Regions from separate parts of the Homo sapiens genome. Here region 2 is linked to region 1. A link is a contact called in ENCODE Hi-C or POLR2A ChIA-PET data. All regions are on one chromosome and are shown on one strand. Each heading gives the region's core, a stretch centred on a gene start or an enhancer-like site at or near the end of the contact. The rest is flanking DNA. Distances are from core to core; before and after follow the strand shown. Region 1 overlaps LOC105373640 (a long non-coding RNA gene). Region 2 has its middle 220 kb from the start of NXPH2.

Region 1 (3,420 bases), core at 382-2,881:
TCTTTTCCTGTTGTTATATAAGGCTATATTTTTATTCAAAATCAAATAAGATATTGCATAAAGGCCACATCTTTGCTGGGCCTTCTATGACCACAAGGCACTGTGGCCACGTCCCTAGCAACTTGCCTGACTCATTTGGCAGGCCAGTTTCCATTTGACTCATCCTGATTATCTCTAACACTAACAAATGAGACATTTCCTGGCTGCAAATCAAAGTATCTCCTTTGGGTGATAAAATTAAACCACAGACTTGGTGATGCAGCTGGATCTCTGGACTCAAATATTTCCTTGTGGTTTCTAGCAGACCTCAAATTGGATTCCACTTCTAGAACTTACATCCTGAGGTAGAAAGGTCTAGGAATGTGTCTTCAACTGGCAAGTCCCTGTGATTATTTCTGGCAGCAAAGGAGGATATAGATATTAGCAGGGAGCTGAGATAAGTATCACTTACCCTTTGGATTCACCTTATACTTGACCTGGAGGAGATGTTTTTCCCAGCTGAAGTTTAAATGAATATGTAGGCATTTTGAAGGGCTTTCTTCCTTGAGGTTGCTTCCAGAGAATCAAAATCTTGTTAGAATTATTCTGGGCATTGATTCAAAGTATGAGAGGCTAAAATATTGCCAACACGGTAATTTACACAATATAATAGCAGGGGAAAATAAATTATCCACAACTTACAGCAATGCCCTGTGAGCAGAAAGCCTCTTGGAGCACACAAAAATTATATCTGCAATATATCAGCAACATAAAGCTCAAGATTATAAGAATAAGATTCAAGTTCTTGAAAAATTAGTGAAAATTCCATTTCACCATCACTTTAGAAATTGAACAGTAATAATAAATGGGCACAGCCAGTGCTGAGGCATGACTGATTGAATTACATATTCCATCCTATTTGTTATTCAGCACCTCATATCCTCAGAGGACTTTGTTCTCATGCTTCAAGTATGGAAACTTGGTATTATTCCCATTTTGTTTACAAGGAAATGGAAACACTGGAAAGTGTGTTTCCTTTAAGGTCACTTTATTGATCTGAGAAAAAACTGTAATGGAATTGGAAGCTATCAAATCCCTATGTCCTGGGGCTGTCATGGACTGTAGCTTAAGCCAGAATTTCAGAGCCAGGGAAGATCAAAGAATAAAGACAACTGTATGTGCTGGGGATTCAGACCTCTGGTGATCTTTTCATTGAAATCACTGTTCTTCTTATCAACCTTTTGTTTTCTGGGTCTTTACATAAAAGTTTCCCTTTGCTGTGTAGCTTCTTTGTCATCACTGTTGGGAGCAGAATATTCCCTTGCTGTGCTCTACATTATGTTCCTGTCTATTCCTAAGAAGGTTTTACTTGAGAATATAGCTTAGAATGATTAAGCAATATGATCCTCAGCTGAATAATATGTGAAAAGGGCAATTACATGAGACTTTTATGTAATATCCAGAGAACAAGAAAAAGAGAGTTAACAGAATAAAGAAGGCAAAGAAGAAAGAGCAAATTGTATAATCTTACGAATAGAGAGAGTGGACGGGGGGAAATATTTTGGTGCAGGAAGATTTCACAACTGATAAGAGATGGAATTCATTGTGGATTCTCTCTCCCTTTGTTATCCGTGTTGAGTCATCAAATCCAATGTCCACACCTCTTCCTCTCTTTCTGTAGCTTTGCCTCTGGGCTATGTGAAAAGTAATACATGTCATCTATGTTTCAGGTATCAAAGGGGACTTGGTCAGAGAGCTAAATAAGTTTCTTTTTTCCTCCACTTAACTTCCTGCAGCAGCCTCTTAAATGCCTTTCCATTGGTGGTTACTCTCCATTCCAGTTCTAGCTGTGTGCCACTCCTCTGGCTTAGTCATTTTAACCAAAATTTCCATCAGGTTACTTCCTGGCTGAAACCTTTGCTCATCCTCTCTTTACCTTATCCCCCAATTAAAAGTCAGCTGATTAAAGCTCGAATTCCCACATCTCTTCATCATCTGGACCAGCATTATCTTTCTATGTTAAGCCTTGCATAGCCTCTTTCAGTTTCCTATTGCTATTCACATTAAAGTAAAACGTTAGTTGCTCTCTGAGCATATCTCAAAGTTTTCTGCATCCACTTTGTTATCCATTATCTTTCTTCTGTGGAGAATGCTATCCATTTCTTCCCTGATCCATCTCTGCATCTGTTGACCTCCTACTTGTCCTTCAAGGCTTGCCTTCAAAGGTACCTCTCGACTGTCTATTTCTGTACTTATTAAAGATCATCTTGTATTATGGTGTTTTTCTGATCCATCCCCCCTGCTGTATTACAAGTTTGCTAAGGTTAAAAACTGTGTCTTAGTTATCATTGGATTTTCCGTCCTTTCTCCTCCAGCCAGGACCTGGCACAATGCTGTGCTCATAGAAACAACTAAATGAATGAATAACAAATAAATTAATGGCCAAATGAAAGAGCAAGTGATATATGAGCTCTAGAGAAATTAAGAGACACAGAATAAAATCTCTGTACTTTAAAAAGATAAAATTTGGAAAAGATATATAGCCCATATATTTGAAATATAAAAAGTTACGCTTGTTTATATTAAGGGTTACATGAGTTTATGAGTTCTCTAGAACAAATGTACTGCAAAGTGCAGCTGGAAAAGGAGATTACTCTGGACTGAGATCAATGACTTCTTAGAGAAGCTGGGACTTGAGCCGAGTCAGATGCATGCATATAACTAAGCTAGACATAGAAGAAACTATGTTTATTTTACTATAATTTTCTGTACTACTTATTATAATTAATTGTGTATGTACTTGTTCATGAAACTAGACTATTAGAAATTTGAAGAAAAGGCACTTTTTTGTTGTTGTTTTCCAGTAATATGTGCATCTCCTGCAGTTATTACCACGTGCCTGGCATATAGAACATGCTTAATAAAAGTGTGGTAATTGAGAGTGTTGAACATTTCAGGCAAAACAAATAGGGTAAGCAAAATAACAGAGATTGGGATTCACATTAGATATTTAAAAAACAGTGAGGAGAATGTTTCCATTGGTTTCCAAAATACCTAATAGGGAGGATAATTTGATAAAATTAGAATAAAGGGAGCTAAATTACAAAAGATGTTCAATGTTACACTGAATTTGCTTTTTAGTAGTAACCACAGAAAAGTTTTGAAATGTGAAATGACTTCCCATGTATGTGTTTGAAGAATATTTCCCTGGCAGCTCTGTATGTAAGAACGTGGAATTGTGACTTACACTTGGTTGGTTACCCCCAAAGCCCTGCCTTCTACTTTTGTTTGGAACTGTTCAGAAATTCTCTAATCTCAAGAGAGCCAGGCCCAGACTCAGGTTTAGGAGTAAAATATGCTGTGGTTTGAATGTGCCCCCCATAAACATGGGTTGGAAACTTAATCTTCAATGCAACAGTGTGTGGAGGTGGGCTCTAATGA
Region 2 (3,420 bases), core at 519-3,018, 48 kb after region 1:
CCTTTGAGTCTTGCTTACTTAAATAAAAATTCAACCTGTTTTTAAAGATACGGTTAGATTTTAACCAGATCCATAGAAATTATTTAATAACTGGGAGTCTGAAACACAGGCTTATTCAATCAATCCTCAATAAACACGTTTGTTAGATAAATAAATGAATGACTGAATAAAGAGGAGGAATTCTCAACTCTTCCAAATGTTACGGTGTTTGCTCATACCTATCTTGTAACAGATAATGTTACTTTATAACTTATTTGTTACTTAAGTGTTGCTTTAGTTTTCTTAAAATTGTGCACAGGAGATTCCTAGTGTATTAGTCAAGTTTCTCTAGGGGGACAGAACTAATAGGAATATATATATACATATATATGTGTGTCTGTATATATATATATAGTGTGTGTATATATATGTGTGTATATATGTGTGTGTGTTTTTATATATATATATATATATATATATATATATATATATATATATATATATGAGTTTATTAACTATTAACTTACATGATCACAACGTCCCATAATAGGCTGTCTGCAAGCTGAGGAGCAAGGAGAGCCAGTCCAAGTCCCAAAACTGAAGGACTTTTGAGTCTGATGTTCCAGGGAAGGAAGCATCCAGCACAGGAGAAAGGTGTAGGCTGGGAGGCTAGGCCAGTCTGTCCCTTTTCACATTTTTCTGCCTGCTTTATATTCACTGGTGGCTGATCAGATTGTGCCCACCAGATTAACGGTGGGTCTGCTTTCTGGAGCCCACTGACTCAAATGTTTATTTCATTTGGCAACACCCTCACAGACACACCCAGGATCAATACTTTGTATCCATCAATCCAATCAAGTTGACAGTCGGTATTAACCATCACACCTGGATAGAATATATGTCATGATCTTTGTATGCATATAGAGAAAATAAATTAGTTGTTTGTGAGAAATGACCAGTTTAATGAAGCCAAACAACTGATTAGTTAGTGTAAATATGGTCATAGAGTTTATTTTAACCGATGTATTTTGCATGGCTTTGGAAAAATTGCTTAACCTTTTGGGCTTCAGTTTTCTTGTATACTAAATGACTTAATTGAATAAGATAATCTCCAAGAAACCTTTCATCTCTAGAAATAATGATCCTGTAAAGAGAAGAAAAAAGTACATTAAAGTAACACCATATGAAAGAAGCAACGTGCCTCTAAATATCAATATAATGGAGTGAGTTTTTACTCAAGTGTTATGTGTATAAGTCAGATATAGGCCAGTGAAGAAATTAGTGCAGAAACGCAGACTCAGAGTTTAATGATTTGCTGAAGCTAGAGACATGACTAGTGAAAATGTTTTTTGCCAGAAAACACAGAGCTAGTAAATTGATTGAAATAACATATCTGTTACAACTCTTTATGTTGCAAATAAGAGGAAAAAAATTCAATGTGGTTTAAATGACAAAAAAATCCATCAGCTCATATAACTGAAAAGTTAATACATTGTCATGATTTAAAGGAGACTTGATCTCAGAGGACTAAAGATTTCAGAAATAGCCCCATTTCTCTTCAGCTCTTTGCCTGGTCTCAAGTACTCCTAACAGTTTTGGATACCTTGGTTGATGTTAACAAAATAAATTTTGAATTCCAAATTTCACATTTTACAGTACTATAGCCAGGGAGGAATTATAGCATTATGGAAGCAAATTATCCCAGGATTTTGTGATAAATGTCTCCTTGCGTCTTATTAGCTTTATTTCAGTTACGTGTTGCTCTATGAGTCAATCATTGCAACCAGGGAAATAAGATACTTGGTAAGCTTAACCCATTCATTACTCATCTCTGGGGCATGAAGTGTGTCATCAAGCCACATTTACTAAGAATCAGAGAGAGATGATTTTCCAAAGATAATTTAGAAAGTTTTCAAGAGAGGGATATAGATTCAGGAGAGGCAAAAACACATGAACACCAAGTATTTTTTTTTCCTCATCAAACATTTACTAAGTATGTGCTATTTAACAAGTATCATTAGAAACTAGGAGCTCAGAGTACAGGGAAGGAAGCAGGCAATGGAATCTATAATGAGATGCAATGTGATTAGTACACTAAGTGCTCTGCCTAGAGAAGGTCAGGGATCTCACCTACTGGGCAGTGACTGTGTCCCAGGAGCTGGGCTAATTACCTCATAATTAAACCTTAAAGAGGTTGAATAACTAACAACATTAGTGCATTCGTGCAGTCATACTACACAGCTTCAGCTATTCACCTATCTTATACAAAGTTAAATTTATTGCAAGGAAACCAAGTAGCTCATACATTCAAAGAAAGAGATAGATAACCAGGTCTTGAACAAGAATAGCAACTAAACCAGCTTTGAGGATCTCAGAAGTGGGGATTCATAAAAGGACTTTTAATAACTGCTATGAGGATGATTGTGAGAAACTCTAATGCTAGAAGGTGACAAGAGAGGACCAAATTGCGGGAGGAGGGGCGGGGGGAATGGACATCAAAATATACTCCCATGAGGTGATTGACCTTGAGCTGAGTACTGGAGAAGACACAGATAAGAAAGGGGTTTAAAATGGTCCACCAGCAAGAAAGAATATTTAAACTCAGAGGCATAGGAGATCATGCTATTGTCAGGAGCCTTCAAATAACTCGTTTGATTCGAATTTTAGGGTACCTGTGGGAGAACTTGGTAGTATTTACCTTGCAAAGTGGGTGGGTGCCTCATTCTGAAGGGCCTTTTATGAAATGGCAAGGAGTTTGGACTTGTTTCTGCAAATATAAGGTGATCCACTGAAGGATCTAAAGATAAGAAGTGACTTGTTTCAATGTACATGATTGGCATCGTGAAGATAATTAACTGGAGAAGGGACAGAAACAAGGATAGGTAGAAAATATTGATATCAATGGATAAATGTGAATGTGAGGAAGATGAAGAATCTATAGTAATGGCCATATTGCTGTCTAGAGAAAAATGTGTGGCGATACTTTTTCCATTCTCTTACTTATTAAAAAAGAGGGAATAGAGAGAAAGGAAGATGAGCTTTCAATGGGTAAGAAAGTTTTAGAAATATTCAGATGTCTCCAATTGAAGATACCTAGTTAGAAGTTGAGATATAAGTTAGAAAAAAATTTGTAGAGTTAACAACCTATGAAAATATAGCTGTGACCCAGAAATGTACGTAAAGTTAAAAGAGCAGAGAGCTAATGATGAAATAGTAAGAAATATCAACATTTAAGGGCTATGTGAGAAAAAGAATACAGAAAGACACATGGAAGGAAAATCAGAATAAAATTGTGTTATCTCAAGATTATAAAATAAAAAACCAGGCCAAATGGCACCAAGAGGTTAAGAAATGGAGAAAACAACCTGTTGAATTTGACAAATACATAGATCATTAGTGATATTAGGGGAGATGCTCTGTGACTTGATGACAGTAGAGGTC

Evidence for each region. A loop is a pair of places that touch in the nucleus more often than their neighbours do. ChIA-PET counts read pairs that join two places held with the same protein, here RNA polymerase II (POLR2A). Pooled maps may share reads with other maps.
Region 2: a map of PC-3 shows a loop between it and region 1 (6-fold over the local background). The contact joins two enhancer-like sites. A Hi-C loop is called at or near these places in 1 of 168 maps with a recorded cell type or tissue (PC-3) and 1 of 50 pooled maps. POLR2A ChIA-PET finds 5 or more read pairs at or near these places in 2 of 52 experiments (OCI-LY7 and WTC11).

Annotation. Positions count from the first base shown.
Region 1 is chr2:138,948,025-138,951,444 of GRCh38, forward strand. The region is part of intron 2 of LOC105373640 (a long non-coding RNA gene); the gene reads left to right. Among named protein-coding and RNA genes, the nearest start is that of NXPH2, 170 kb to the left of the region's middle. Within about 2 kb of position 1,632, at least 4 of the 41 ENCODE cell types and tissues checked have a DNase peak (open chromatin) inside an H3K27ac peak, as active enhancers do; they include PC-3, where a contact is called at or near this core.
Region 2 is chr2:138,996,248-138,999,667 of GRCh38, forward strand. No RefSeq gene overlaps it. Among named protein-coding and RNA genes, the nearest start is that of NXPH2, 220 kb to the left of the region's middle. Within about 2 kb of position 1,769, at least 2 of the 41 ENCODE cell types and tissues checked have a DNase peak (open chromatin) inside an H3K27ac peak, as active enhancers do; they include PC-3, where a contact is called at or near this core.